Regions from separate parts of the Homo sapiens genome. Here region 1 is linked to region 2. Evidence: chromatin loops called from intact Hi-C (ENCODE). Cell type or tissue: heart right ventricle. All regions are shown on one strand.

Evidence for each region. Peaks named below come from ENCODE experiments on the same cell type or tissue, not always from the same donor. Only the 100,000 strongest peaks of a DNase experiment are listed, where the experiment ranks them.
Region 1: it touches region 2 in a loop (4-fold over the local background); 30 of 110 quality-filtered maps call a loop at or near these places.

The regions. Positions count from the first base shown.
Region 1 is chr9:344,456-352,455 of GRCh38, forward strand. The region is part of intron 14 of DOCK8 (dedicator of cytokinesis 8); the gene reads left to right. Among named protein-coding and RNA genes, the nearest start is that of DOCK8-AS2, 120 kb to the right of the region's middle. In heart right ventricle, CTCF peaks have their summits at 3,426 (motif pointing right) and 3,631; no DNase peak of the experiment used is centred here; H3K27me3 peaks cover 1,447 bases.
Region 2 is chr9:994,268-1,002,267 of GRCh38, forward strand. It overlaps the pseudogene RNU6-1073P. Among named protein-coding and RNA genes, the nearest start is that of DMRT3, 22 kb to the left of the region's middle. In heart right ventricle, CTCF peaks have their summits at 4,432 (motif pointing left) and 4,645 (motif pointing left); no DNase peak of the experiment used is centred here.

The sequences.
Region 1 (8,000 bases), 650 kb before region 2:
CCTTTCCTGCACCTCCCCCCATTCACGACATGGAAATGGAAAGAATCGAGTGAGGTCTGAACCCCAGGTAAAATTGGCAAGCTGACTAAGTTCGCCTTGGGTGACCTCACCTTTTCATTTCTGTCCATTTTCCTCTCTTTTTGTTCCTTGCCATCTCCCCATATCTCAAAAAACCTGGACCTTGTAGCTTTTCTATACTGGCCCCCAAAATAAAAGTCTCTTTTCAAGCAACGATCTCTAAACTCATTTGCTATGGTATTGATAACAGGTATGGATTAGTCTTATCACTCCCAAGAGTATTATCATTTTGGGCCAGGTGTGGTGGCTCACACCTATAATCCTAGCGCTTTCGGAGGCCAAGGCAGGTGAATCACCTGAGTGAGGTCAAGAGTTCGAGACCAGCCTGGCCAACACGGTGACCCCTTGTCTCTACTAAAAATACAAAAAGTAACTGGGCGTGGTGGTGGGTGCCTGTAATCCCAGCTACTCAGGAGGCTGAGGCGGGAGAATCGCTTGAACCCAGGAGGCAGAGGTTGCAGTGAGCTGAGATCCTGCCATTGCACTCCAGCCTGGGCAACAGAGCAAAAAAACTCTGTCTCAAAAAAAAGGTATTATCTTGGCAGGGACAGCAGTTCCTATTTCTTAATTGAAGAAATCCAGATTTCTTCTCATTCCAAGAGTCTGTCAGGTAACTTTCACTGTTGATGTTGCTATTTCCATGCCAATCAATAATCCTGATCATACCTGTATCCCTTAAGGAAATCAAATAACTGAAAATGAAGATCTGTGGGGCAGATAAATTCAGGAATATTTCTTCGTTTATAGAGGATTCACCTCATGAATTTGAAATATGGCTTGGCTTATAAAAAGTTGATCTGCCTGGAGCTTGTAGCTAACACCTCTGTCGGGCCAAACAATAAATGCTTACACTGAGAAAGCCAGGTTTGGGATTTCAAATTAATGTGCCCTTAACATAAACTGCAGAGCCCCCCTGGGTGGAGGGAACTATTACCTGGTTCTAATAGCAGATGTTTTCTGGCCTTGAGTGCCAGTGGTAACCAGAGTCACACATTTTAGGATTTTGGTATTGATGAGGGTTTCAGCTGAATATTACTTGAGTTGAACTCCAGTTATCTTTACCTGTCTTAAAGGAGCAGCTGCCATAGTGCCTCAGGTAAAGTTGGCTTGGGATAGGCTGGCATTGCCTTCCAGTCCCCAGCCTCACCTTCCTCCCACCTCTTCACTGCCTCTTTTCTTTGCCCTGCCCCTTCAGGTGTCCTGCGTGGGGCACCATTCGAGTTGCATTCTAGTGTATTAGGTTGGTGCAAAAGTAATTGCGGTAATGTGTGTGTGCTGCCCCGTGTCTCTACCTTATTCAAGTTTCTTTAAGGAACAGCTGTAGATGAGTTCTGGTAGAACTGGGTAGTGCTCCCAGAAGTATCCCCGTGGGTCCGTGAGGGTTGGGCATTCATAAAATAAATCCTTGCTCTAACGATAGAGACCAACTTCTAGAGCCAGAAGTGCTCATCCCAGGAATGACCAGGGGCTCCCAAACCAGCGGCTCGGGCCCTCTGCAGTGCCATGTGCAGCCTCTGTGGGTTAGAGGCATGGAGCTAGAGCAGGGTCCTCTGAACCAGAGCCAGGCAGGACACTCTGAGAAATCACAAGCAGAAGGACAGCAATTCTGAAAGCAGAGCAGAACAGCTGGAAAAACTGAGCTGATGAAAAGGATTATCCGAATCCAAGCTTGGCGTTCCTTGCTCTGTGTCCAGATTAAGAAAATGCTAGTGGTTTGCCTAGGAACACATTTGCACCAACTCCTGGCTTATTTTCCATGTGACCCAACAGCTGGTACTAGAGACACCAGCTGCTTTCTGGTGGGGGCAGAATGAAAACAGCATGGGCTGAGGCCAAGGCCCAGCAAGGTCTTCAAGGGCATCCTATCCTGCGGCCGCCAGAGGGGTATGTGCGGAGATCACAGGCAATGAGGTTGTAATGAGCTGTTAAGCTCCCTGCCGTCCCTTTAATGGGTGATTACAGTAAAAAGAGCCACATAAAGTACGTTTTCATCTCTCACTTCAGCCCCCGAGAGCCTCTGAGGTCTTGTTTATCCAATTATCAGACTTGCTGTGGAGGACGGTGCTTGCTGAGAACAAGCATATCAGTTGGAACATGATTTCTCTGATGGATAATTAGCTGTTTTCAGGACTCCTCCTATTCAGCTGAATGTTCTCAGACCAGAAGTCTGATCTGGCCTAACGGGGATGTGCTCCCATATCGCAGTGGAGTCTTAAGGAGTACTACCCACCTTCTCTTCTGCGGGGGAAAAGGAATGGCGTAGCATGCATGCAGGACCTGACCGGAAGGAATGTCTGCGAGTTATGATTTAGTGACTAGAACTTCTAAGGAAAGAAATGAACCAGAAATAACTGCAAACGAAGTGGTTAGGAAGAGGGGCAGGACATGGGGAGTATCCTTGAAAGGGACTTAATTTCATCCAAGGAAATAGGTTCCCAGTTTAAGCCCAGTTAGCTCTGTATTCAGAGTGGATCTTCTCAGTGCTAGGTGAAGGAAGGGTGGTTGTGCATCAGAGTAAGTGTCCAGCCCCACCCTGAAGACTCCCATTCAGGTGGTCTGGGATGGGGCACTGGTGGTCTGACACTCTCTTTTGTTCAAAATCAAAGCGTCCCCCTCCTTCTCATGGAAGGGAAGCTTCCACCAACCCTTAATGAGTTCCTGTACCATATGGAGTTGTCAAATGCTCCATACCGGGCACAGCGGCTCACACCTGCAATCCCAGCACTTTGGGAGGCCGAGGCGGGAGGATCCATTGAGCCCAGGAGTTCAAGACCAGCCTAGGCAACATAGCAAGACCCTGTCTCTACAACAACAACAAAAAAATTAGCCAGGGGTGGGGGTCCACACCTGCAGTCCCAGTTACTTGTGAGGCTGAGGTGGGAGGATCGCTTGAGCCAGGAAGGTCGAGGCTACAGTGAGCCGTGATCATGCCACTGCCCTCCAGCCTGGGCAACAGAGTGAGACTCTTTCAAAAAACAAAAACAAAAAACTCTGTCCTAAGTATCAGATGATGCGGAAGCCCAGTACTTGGTTTTACTAGGCTTAGCAAGCAGTCGCTTATGGAACAGAAGCTTTTATAAACAAACCATGTAGTTAGGAAGGGCAGTGGCAGCCCAGGCAAAATCTAGTCATTTGAATTAGCCAAGGAACGGAGACAAAGACAAAGTGAATTTCTGGTGCTAGTTGCAACTTGGTCTCGATAATAAATCAGGAACACAATCCCCACATTCCTAATGCCTTGCTCCAAAACTCAGCAATCCTCCTATTTGTAAGAATGAAAAAATTCAGGAGGGAACCAATTGCCTAAGGTTATGACAGCAAAGCTACCGTTCCAGTATAATATTCAGCCACTAGAGGACACAATTCACTCACTTTCTAGATTCAGACACACGACTACCTTTTTCGTTACAAAACATATGAAGTCGTGATTTATGAAAGTAGGACACATATTGTATTTTTTGCCCTTGAAGTGCAAGACCAGGAAAAACTGAAAAGTATTGCAGCATCCTCCGAGATCACTGTTGTCATTTTTTCGCAAAGGATTTTATTCTAGCCTGTCAGTTTCTGCCTCCTTTCATTAGTAAGTCCTGACCTTAGACATCTGGCATTTTTTTGGAAGGTGTAGTGGGGAGGGGGACCAAGAGATGCATCCCTTAATGTAGCTAAAGATCGAAATCTTCTCATTTTGGGGAGAGTTGCTTACTATACATATTTACACATTCACCAATTTTGTCTCATATGTAAACCACAGAATGTGCCGAATTTTCCTAGAATCATGGTTGAGGCAGGTAGGAGTAAGGAGGTGCTGTGTACATTAGTGTCACTGATTCCACCGTTCACAACTCCATACCACTCTCCTTATTTTATACTCTTGAGTCCACAGTGCTTTGGTGTTACAGCCCATATAGAACGGTCCTACCTAAAAGTCCTGCGGTCGGTTTAACAGTGACGAGTGTCATTTTTCCACTGTCCTTTACATAGAATTCAGCAGGAAGCTTCATGAGGCACCCTGTTTCTACATGAGTTGCCCTGGTTGGTGGAGGCAGAAGCAATGGAGAAGTGGTGATGAAATTAAGTCAAAGTTAGGCTTGCATTTGACTCTGATCTTGAATAGTTTGTCTAGATTAGAGGGAGCACCTAAAATCCAAAAAGCCTTTTGTCTTTGATTTCTATACTTTTGTTAGTTTTACAAATTATTATTTAAAATCAGTCCTTTGAAGTGGCTTCTTCTCTTCTGACGGGACAGCTTTGGGAAACTGTTTAGTCTTATTTCTTTTGCTATTGGGAAGTTGTGGGGGACGCTATTTTGCAGCTTTTTCATCCTCAGTTCTGACCTCCTCATGTGCTTTACAGATGCCCCCAAAGGTCAGCATTCATCCACCTTTCACTGAGAGTGTTTGGCCATCTCTAAAGCAGAGGTATTTTAACAGCTCTCCTTAATGGATGTCCTGTGGTTTCAGGCCTCAGACAGGCTGCCCTTGGGCCCTCAGCAGAAGTCGGGAATCGTCTTATACTTCCAGATCGTCTTTTACTCAGGCAAAATATGAGATGCTGTGTCAGGGTTTCCCAAGGGAAGAAACTGAGTGGGAGGTGCAGGTAAACCCCACAGTACAAAATAAAACAGAGCTGTGAGTAGTTGAAAGGACTGTGTTTTGACAGCGTAATAAGGTAATTGTTTAAAACCATGGCTAATTCATCAGATGTCATGTGTCTTTTATAGTTAAAAGATGAAATTTCTTTACCCACTGGTGTCAACAACAGAAAGATTCTAAAACTTTCAAAAAATGTGCCAGTCCTGGCTGCTTTGTTTCATGTTCTTTGACAACTTTCAAAATGTAAATTGAGATTCATGCAACTATTAATGGAAATATAAATATCATGGCTTCATAAGGATAAAATTAGAGGAGCTCAACATAACGGCTCATTTTAATGATTTCTAAGGGGTTTCCATGCCCAGGCTAATAACTGTACATTTAGCAATAAGCAAATCTCAAAGCCTATTTCTTATCTTTCCCTAGAATTACAGCTTTTAAGCCCAAGCTGGTCGTTCCTTTTATACCACTCCACTCACTTGATAGGGGTGACATGGGCTGAGCTTTCTCTCCTATCAGGGCTCAAAGACAAGTTTAGCAGCGTTTCTAAACTTCTGTCAATCAGCTCACAGGACACAGACCAGTTTCGTTATCCCATTAACAGATTTACATTTCTGTTCTCTGGAAGTGTCAGTTAATGTCCTTAAAGGTAATATACACAAATGTACACAATAGTCTCTGAATTTTTCTCAGAAGACACACTCAGAAACCTTAGAATTCTGATTCATTCTCTTTGGCTCAGACTTGGATGAATTTGCTTCTCAGAGTAGGGACATGAAAATTATTCTTAATTTATACTTCATGTAATCTGTTTCTTCTTTCTCCCTCCGCCGCCCTCCAATAGCTCTTCTGAGCTTGTTTGTTCTTCCCCTAACTCCCATTGTTGAAAACATGGCCTCCCCTCATTCTCACCTTTCCAGGAATCTCCTTGTGCTCCTCAAGTTCGGCTCATCGCAAACTTGGAGTTCTGTTTTCTCATGCCCTTCTTTCATTTTCTTCTTTTAAGAGACAGGATCTTGCTCTGTCTCCAAGATTGGAGTGCAGTGGTACGATTCTAGCTCACTGCAGCCTCAAACTGCTGGGCTTAAGTGATCCTCCCAACTCAGCCTCCCAAGAAGCTAGGACCACTGCTGTGTGTCACCACACCAGCTAATTATTTTATCTTTTCTAGAGACAAGGTCTCACTCTGTTGCCCAGGCTGGTCTTGAACTCCTAGCCTCAAGCAATCTTCCTACCTCAGCTTCCCAAAGCACTGGGAGGTGCCACTCTTCTTGTGTTTTTTACCTTTGCATTTATTTCCTGGTTACAATACTTTTAACTTAATGGCTGCTGAACTAGATTCTGCCAATGTACGTGCCGTCCAGGACACGTTCATGCCACTTTAATTTTCTTAGAACATCAATGAGATAGTCTTACTAGGGAGAGATAAAGGGCAGGGGTTTGGTTTTCTGGCAGGTTTTCTTTCATTTTAATAACGAGCCAACCCACGGAGGAAGGAATTGATTGATGGCTGCTTCCTCTTTTGTAAAGAACAAACATCAAATTAGTGGTTTGTCCTCACTTTGCGGATAAGCAGAATAATAACACCTGTGCCTCTCCCTGCATTATTTTGAAACTAATATAATTTTGTTTGGACAGAACGTAGATAGCAACCTTAATGGGGAGGAATGTGGAAGAGGAATTACTGAAGGGGGACCAGTCAGCCTGTCAGGCAGCAACTCTGGTGCCAAAGAATGGACATAGGATCAGAGCTGTGGACCCCCGTCCTGTTTGTAAACTTCCTGAGGGTGGCAGAGATTCATACCCTTTCTCCCATCAGGACAAAAATCAGTGTGTTGGAGCTCACTCAGGAAATGCTCTTTGGGATTGGCATGGGAAGGGGATGAGGCCGATTGACAATTAGCCTAGTTCACTGGGATTTTGTTGTAGGAGCTGGGTGGTGGCACCATATGGCCAACAGGGGATGCCAGCGACATCCCTAATTTCTCTGGCTTCCTGATAGGTCCTGGTAGGGTCGGGGTTCCACCGGGATTTGCCTAGTATGGTCTACCTCTGACTGAAATTAAACTCTAAGTAGGTAACTGGGGAACGCCTTTCTCCAGAGAGAAGGTTTTGATGTGATCTCATCATCGGGGACTGGATTGGACCTGGAGAAATCAGTTTTTCTATAGTCTTGTTTCTAGAGTGGCACCCTGGTCTTGGGCAGGTCAGAAGGACAGATAGTTGGTCACCATCTTCAACACAAATCATGGCTGGAAAAGGGCCCCAGTAGGGAGTGCCTTTCTCACTCACCAATCACCAAGGCTAGAAGATAGTCTGCAGATTCTTTCAGATGCCACAAAGCTGTGATTACAGCTGCCCATTGGCAAATCAGGTACTAGTTTTTGTTAATCACATTGCAGTCTTCCTTCACTGTTTCTTCCCCTGGTCCCGGAATTAAGGCTGGGCTCCATTTGACAAGTTATCTTCTGTGCAGGTAGAGCAGCAGGCTGTGTTAGCTCACAGCATCTACTCAGTAGGCATGGAAATATCCACTGAATGGGACTGAGAAAGTGGAATGGGAGGGGAACGTGTGAAGAACAGGAAGTTTGCCTCTTTATGTCCAAAGTCTGTCTACTTAGAGCAACAGGATGGTGATGATGCTTTCTGGTTAAAGATGTCATGGCAACAGTCTTCCCTAGACAGCTCTCTAGCAATAGCCAGTGGCATGTAAACCCTGCATTTTTGCACTGTATCCAGTGTTTGCAACTCCCTTGTAGAACTTTCCCTGAAGTCAGCAAGAACCCTGTGAGAATCAGGATTTGTCTAGAAATTTAGCATTTACCTAATCAATGATTCTCTAGACATGTCAGTACCTCCAAGTGATTCATATGCATGTTTGGTGGGCGTCGAGCATGTGGCAGTTTGGAGAAGGAAGTGGAGAATGCAGCAGCAGCAGGAGAAATGTTTGATGTTGCTAAACATCAACCCCACAGCAAGCCTAGAACTCGGGGAATGGGAGGCATGGTGCGGGTAGCTGCTGACACACAGCTCTAGAGATAGCTGCCTGCAAAGCTGGATGGGACTCCAGGCAATAGGCTTCAGGGCCTAACTGCTCTTTCAAGGTCACTGATTGTTACAGGAGCCATGGTCTGCAGCATTGAGCATGGAATTATTATTACTATTAAGCATGATCCTCACCGTGATGCTCTTGGGGTGGAACAAAAGAGCCCAGAGAGAATATGCTTATTTTATGCAACCTCTAACGTTTCCTCCCAGAGTTGTGATGAAACTGAACCAAACTCTAGCATGAGAATCGGCATCCCAGGCCAGCAGCCAAAACAAGTGGTG
Region 2 (8,000 bases):
TCCACATTAAACCACAATGCCTCTCCTCCCTTCTGGTGGATCTGCCAACTCCTAGTGTTGGTGTAAATGCTTTGTCTAAGATGCTGAGAGTGTGGGTTGGTTCGTTGTGTTCTAGAGCATTTGTGTCAAAGTGTGGTCCATGTACCCAGATGCTTAATTTCTAGGGTAGATTCCTGGGCCTGAGTTGTTGAGTCAGAATCCCTGGTAGCCTAAGCAGTACATTTTTATTGTCCTCTCCAGGTAATTTGTACACTCACTAAGATGTGAGAATGAACTTCCTCTTCATCACATCCTTGGGTTTTCTTTTTAGATCTACACCACGTAAAAGGGCTGAAGGCCATAAACTTTTATGCTGAGATATTAAGTCCTTTCTCCCCCATTCCCACCTACTTTTCTAGGGCAAGGGTAAACATCAACATGTAAACAGTCCTAGTACATACCCTAGATCTAGTTCAAACAATGTTGGCATCAATGTCAATTATTAGGTTGAGTATACATTTGGGATCAGACTTGCTTGTTTCTGGAAATTTGGTTGGTGAAGGACCTGATAAGAGCTTAAATGTGCTATTCTTTCCCCCAAGGGGAGGGCCAGAATTTTTGGCACTGCTGATCCTTCCGGCTGTCCCATGATTTTCAGTTTACTAGTGACATCTGGGAATAGGTTTTGCCCTCGAGATTTGAGCTTTAAGAAATAGCAACATTCTTGATGATGGGGGTGGGAGGAAGTAATTTTATAGATGAATTGAGAAGCAAGACATTTGTTAGGTACATGGATATGGTTGAAATTAACGGTAGGGCAACCTGGGGAGGCATCAGGCACCAGAGAAAAGGGGCAGTGATTCTGGACCACTGGTCCAGGCTGTTAAGTTGGTCAACAGGCTCCTAAGAGCCGAAGAACATTTCAAATGTATAAAAAGAAACAGGACTAGAGAAGGAGGTGTGAGGTGTAGCAGTCCTGTATTACCACACTTGCTCTTTAGGGACTCAACTCCCAAGGTCCCTAGCTTGCCCTAAGGATAGAGGGGATGGGAGGTGGTGGCAGAAGGAGCATCTTGGGAACATTTGTTGGGTGCCCAGAAAACAGGCTTTGACCGCATTTGAACTGACGTATTTGAAAAATGAACTTTATTTCACTGCATACTGTTTCAGTGATTCATTCTTTATATGTGCATTTACTCAGCAGAAGTGAGTCAAAAATAAGATGGATGCTAAATTTGTATGTTAATTTTAATATGGAAGCTATCCTATATTTGAAGAATAAGATCAATGCTTCAATTTCATTTCTTATGTGGTACTGAACGTTGTCATTACCGGAAAAAAATCATTTCTGAATGCATCCTCCCCAAATTCTAATCTCAGAGGACAGAGGAGGCTCAGGAGAGGCAATCTTGCCTTTTGTTGATGGTCTATTCTGGACATGCTTCAACGTTCCCACAGTATCATTTACTATTTCAGTGTGAAGGGTAAATAGGAAAGGTAGTGGTTTTCCCTTAAATTACAATGGAGTTTATTTACTAATTAGATTCTGAGAGTTTGCCGAGATTGTTAGGTTATGTCAAGAGTTTCATATATCCCATGGGCAAAGCCACTGGACTTAACCAAAAGTAAACAGCAGCTGTTGAGAAAAATTATCCCTTCCGAAGACTTGAGTCACTGCTTGTTGGTTTTAGACCATGACCTCACCCTGCCACTGTGATTTAAATGAAAGATTCCTAAGATCTGTGGAAGTATCTCTGTCTCCTAGCCAAATATGGCAGAACCAGATGTGTGGTGGTTTCTATAGAGGGAGGGTGGGTGAATTAAACGTGGGACCTTTCTCAGCCCCAGGGGCTGCTATGACAATACCAGTGGGCTCTGTCCTCACTAGCAGCCTGCTGGCTGTCCATTGCAGCCCCTGGCTTTCCTTATTGCTTCTGCCTTCAGGGATCACTGGGTGAAATAGGCTGCTGTGGAGGCTGTCCATTTTGTGTATTGCACCAAGGGGTCCAGCCAAGGAGCAAGTGGGGCCTCAGATCCAGAGTGGGTACCCTTTTCAAATTTGTCAGACCAGAAAAGGTGCTGTTTTAGGAGAAGCCTTTTTCTACTCTGCTCAAAGGTACACTAAAACCTAGCAGAGACCCTAGAGAAAGAGAGAGAAAGAAAAAACAATGAGTTGCTAGAGAACAGTTTGATCATTGAAAGGAATACTGTGGAAGCCATGGATAAATAAATCTTCGTCAACCTATCTCCTTTGGCCTGTCCCCTTTGAGAAAATAGGAAGTAGTTTCAATTTTCAAAAAAATCTCACTCAATGGACTTGAGATTAGAAATGGAGGGAGATGTTGGAAAGGGAGCTGGAAGAACTAGCCTTTATTGAGTATCTACTACCTGCATCTGTTAGGTCAGCCCACCATTCTGACCTCAGTATATCTCTAAGGATTGTCCCTGATCTAAAACCAGCTCAGGCCACCAGCAACCAGGTGGGCATATATCATTTAGGGCTGCCTGAGTAGACAACAGCATATGTAAAACAACACAAATGAATGAATGAAAATGCCCACAGAAAACACTAATTTATGCAGTTTTCTTTCTTTTTTTTTTTTTTTTGACATGGAGTCTCACTCTGTCAACAGGCTGGAGTGCAATAGTGTGATCTCGGCTCACTGCAACCTTCGCCTCCCGGGTTCAAGCAATTCTCCTGCCTCAGCCTCCTGAGTAGCTGGGACTGCAGGTGTGCACCACCACACCCGGCTAATTTTTGTATTTTTAGTAGAGACGGGGTTTCACGATGTTGGCCAGGATGGTCTTGACCTCCTGACCTTGTGATCCGCCCGCCTCGGCCTCCCGAAGTGTTGGGATTACAGGTATGAGCCACTGCACCCAGCCGATTTATGCAGTTTTCTATCTTCAAGATAGCTCTGTGAGCCAGCCTGTCTGCATATCTCTTAATACAGTAATATTTGAGATTCACTGCAGATCCTGAATCTTCAAGAAACATTATGTGTAATGCAGCTTAGTATTAAAGATATCTTACTGTATCCAGAGTTTTGAGAATTGGAATAATGCTTTGTATACCACTGCTTATACCCTTAGAGAAAATCTTATGAATCCAACACTGATTTAGTCAAATTAGTAATTCAAAGCACCTGCTAGGTATTATTTTGAAACATTATCTGAAACCAATCCAAATGCAAATTATTTTATTAAAAAAACACTTCTAGCTGGGCGCGGTGGCTCACACCTGCAATCCCAGCATTTTGGGAGGCCAAGGCAGGCAGACCACAAGGTCAGGAGTTTGAGACCAGCCTGACCAACATGGTGAAACCCCGTCTCTACTAAAAATACAAAAATTAGCCAGGCGTGGTTGCAGGCGCCTGTAATCCCGGCTACTCGGGAGGCTGAGGCAGGATAATTGCTTGAACCCGGGAGGCGGAGGTTGCGGTCAGCCCACATCATGCCACTGCACTCCAGCCTGGGCAACAAGAGTGAAACTCGGTCTCAAAAACAAAACAAAACAAAACAAAACAAAACAAAACAAAACAAAAACAGAAAAACCGATTCTACCCAGAATCCCACATTGTCCAAAAGTGGTTTGGAATTAAGTGAACACAGGAGCAAGCATTTAAAAAGCACTTATTCCGGCTGGGTGTGGTGGCTCATAGCTGGAATCCCAGCACTTTGGGAGGCCAAGGTGGGAGGATCACTTGAGCCCAGGAGTTTGAGACCAGCCTAGGCAACATGGTGAGACCTCATCTCTACAAAAAATTTTTAAAAGCCGTGGTGGCACACACCTGCAGCCTTAGCTACTCGGGAGGCTGATACAGGAGGATCTGTTGCGCCCAGGAGTTCGAGGTTGCAGTAAGCTATGATTGGGCCATTACACTCCAGCCCAGGCGGCTGTCTCTTAATAATAATTTAAAAAGCACTTATTCTGTGCTAGCCATTATTAACATCTATTAACTCATTTAATCCTCTCAACAACCACATGAAGTCAGTAGATTACCATTCCCATTTCGTAGATGAGGAAGCAAAGAAGTAACTTTCTCAAGGTCAACTACCAGGAAGGGTCACGTGGATGTGGGCTTCGGTCTCTCTCAGGACTTTGGATCCAGTTTACGGTCTCGGAGTTCACAGGGCTTTTTGGAGCCCCTGGACCTTTGCCCAGCCGCCTGGCTTCCTCCTGGGCCCGAAGACACCTCCATGAGAGGTGGGAGGTGCGGCCGTGGCTGTCGAGGGCAACCCCCAGGAGCCTGAGAGGACGTGGCGTGAAACCCTGTGGGTTAGAGCGACCCGCACCTTCCGTTTCCCGGAGCCGCCTGCGTGAATGTTCTTCCCGGCTCTGCTGCCCCCTGGAGGCTAGTGGAGGTAAATGCGTGAAGTCGGCGTTTTCCCTCCTTCCGTTTCCCGGAGCCGCCTGCGTGAATGTTCTTCCCGGCTCTGCTGCCCCCTGGAGGCTAGTGGAGGTAAATGCGTGAAGTCGGCGTTTTCCCTCCTTCCGTTTCCCGGAGCCGCCTGCGTGAATGTTCTTCCCGGCTCTGCTGCCCCCTGGAGGCTAGTGGAGGTAAATGCGTGAAGTCGGCGTTTTCCCTCCTTCCGTTTCCCGGAGCCGCCTGCGTGAATGTTCTTCCCGGCTCTGCTGCCCCCTGGAGGCTAGTGGAGGTAAATGCGTGAAGTCGGCGTTTTCCCTCCTTCCGTTTCCCGGAGCCGCCTGCGTGAATGTTCTTCCCGGCTCTGCTGCCCCCTGGAGGCTAGTGGAGGTAAATGCGTGAAGTCGGCGTTTTCCCTCCGCCTGTTAGTCCTCCTCATTCATCTCTCGGCCAAACCAGAAAGATGTGAGGGTATTTCAAAGATATCTTTGCTATATTTTATTTCACTCAAATTCAAGGATCCCTCTCCCAGGACAGCTGTGACTACAGACCATGGGATTCACATCCTCCCACCCCACGGCGCAGGACCGGCAGGGGATCTCCAAGAAGCCCCTAGCCTATGGGTCGCTGAGACCCTCCTAGAAGTTTCAGCCTGGCTGATGACATGCATGTGTGTTGACCACGGCTTGCGGATTAAACTCAGATATGAATTATCTAATGCCGCCATGGAGGAAATGTAATGTTAAGACCCAACTTTATTAAAACTGCTAGGCAAATAATAGAATGCCAGGAAAACCATTTCAGCCATAGTTTCTCCAAGGGGCGCCTATGACTCACTGGATCTGGAATCCCCTGAAGTGTCTGTTCAAACAATTTAGATTCTTAATCCATCTTTAAACCTTCTCAACCAGAACTTCTGGGAGGGGATATCTCCCTCCCTCCCAGGAATCCACAATTGCAATGAGAACCTTGAAGTCCACTCCTGTCCAGGGAACAGCCTTAGAGAACTCAGGCCCTCCAGTGAAGGAGGAAAAGACAAATCTAGTTGTAATACTTGAAGTATATTGCTCATCTGTAAATTACCCACCCAGGTGAATAAAACACTCTCTCAGGGTAAAAGCACATGTGAATTTGTCCAAATCATTGTAATAAGGCTCCTGGGGGTGGGGGGTGGTTAACATCAGTGATCAGCAGCAACTATTAATACTAACTACATCATCCCCACAGGGCTTGGGGTGCAAGGACAGTTATTTGCCCTTCATAGTTATGGATTGGTTCGATCAATTAAAAGAAAAATTACCCAAAGAGAATTTTTCTTTTTTTAAACTCAGAGTGAGACCCAGTCAGTAAGCATTTTGAACTGTGGGTGGAGGACCCAGTTGCCTTACAAGTGTGCCTTTGAAGGAGGAGGAGGAAGAGAGGAAGAAAGGAGAAGTGAAGACGGAGACTCTCTTTGGGCAAAGCGGGGCTTTCAGCACGTTCGGTGGTACAGCTCTGACCCTGGCCAATCATGGCACTGACCTATGCCACCATATGGGGGTGGATCGAGGTGGGTGGTGGCATCTGGGATCTCTGCTTGGCTTCCCGGTTGAAAGGAATATCCTCTGCAGCTCCACCGGGGAGCAGGGCGGACAAGGTGAGATAGTTAAGTCTACAGGAAGGAGGGAGGATTGTGGTTTCTGAGCTGGCCTCCCTCTCCCAAGGGGTGGGAGGGAGGCCTGGAGCAACCTCAGCTGAGATCCATTAGCTCCGGCCCCCACCAGAAGCACGGGCATGATGAGTGTTTGGAGGACAAGGGAAGTGAGCCCACCTGTGCCTGGGAGCACCAGCATCTGCTGCAGCTATTATGGCAGGGAGAGGAAAGGGCACTGCAAAAGCCAGCGCGGCCTGCAGAGGATACACCCATAGGTAGTGGGCTTGACCCTCAGTGAGTAGAAGGGATAGGGAGAATAAAATGCATTCCCGTTGTGGCCTAAAGGCCTCCCAACTGGAAGGAAGCCAGGCAAGCCTGACCAGACAGCGGGTTCCAGTGGCCATTTGCCCAGGAGAGTAGCCACTCTGTGGGTGGGATCAAGTCCTTCCTACAGCATCGCATACAGTTATTCACACACCAGAGCTTTGGTGACTTGTTCTGAGCCTAGCTGGACCCAGATACCTTTGTTTTCCAGTTTTCCTGATAAATTAGCGCCAAAGAAGGAAGAGCTCATTAATCAACTGTCTTGGTCCATATATAAGACACCAGTTAAACTTGAATTTCAGATAATCAGTGAATAATTTTTTATCATAAGGATGTCCCAGGCTGAATTTGTATAGGTATATATTTTTATGTGTGTGTGTGTGTGTGTGTGTGTGTGTGTATATATATATATAACTATGTCCAGGGAATAGTATGTAAGTATAATATATAATACTGATACATGTAGCATATGATATAATACTTATATAATATTCCCTGGACATAATTATGCTCTACAATATATGTATGGCCTATACATACTTATACTAAAAAATTATCCATTGTTTATCCAAAGTTGAATTCAACTGGGCATCCTATGTTTTTGTTAGCTAAATCTTGTAACCCTACCGGAAGCGATGTGTCTGTGGTATGACTATAGCTGTCGCCTCGGTCATGTCCCTGCAGTTAAGAAAACAGGAAAGCTGAAGTGGTAACAAAATGGGCTGAAGGCCTAATCCAGCCCTCAGGTGTATTTTGTTTGATTAGTACAGAGTTTTTGTTTTCATTTTCAAGTAATTGCCAACATTGAAAAATCCAGAGATCTCACGTATGCACCGAGTGTTTAGGCATTTCTGGAAAAGGTGGAAGATCTGTCAATATCGTATGGAAACAAATTAGATGTTCCCTGTCTTGGTCTCACTCATTTGTGCTTCTTTCCTGTAGCTGAATTTGGGACAGATCCATGTAGGGTATTCAATTCCCTAAAATTTTCCCTAGAACAGGGAGGAACTTTTTTTGGGGTGCTGGAATCCCTGAGTGCCTGTTGAGCCTGACCAGGCTGATCTAAAGCAGGAGGGCTCTTTACCCCTCACCCTCGACGTCTGACCTGGAGACTTGCTCCTTATAAGGCTTACATGTGACCTGGGACAGGTCCCTTGCTTCTCCCAGGGTCTCTATTTTCATCCCTAAAACAAGGGGACAACTATCCATGTTTCCCAACTTTTTTGTACCAAAAGTTCTGTTTTGTCAACCTTATGCCACTGTGGTTCCAGTTTTTGCTTGTTTGTTTGTTTTATAGAATGGTTCACAAATTTGTGAGTCATCCTTGCTCAGGGCCACGCTAATGTTCTCTCTGTCATTCCGATTTTGGTATGTGTGCTGCTGAAGCGAGCACATGGACCCGATGTTTTCAAAGATCTGTCTACCCAAGCAAATGACATATGTTACAAACAGCCTGTAAGTTCTGGCCTGCCTGAAAGCTAACTGGTTTCATCACACCACATGGGTCAAATTCCCTCTAAAAGCAAAACCATTTTGTAAGCTCCTGTAACCTTGCTGAAAATAGGAATGCCTTTAAAGCCAGTAAGGGCTGGGTGGGGTAGCCTAGGTTACACTTCACTAACACACTCCAAAATTTCAGTGGTTTAACACATAAAGGTTTATTTTAAAACTTTAACCCGTGCAGAATCTGCCATGGG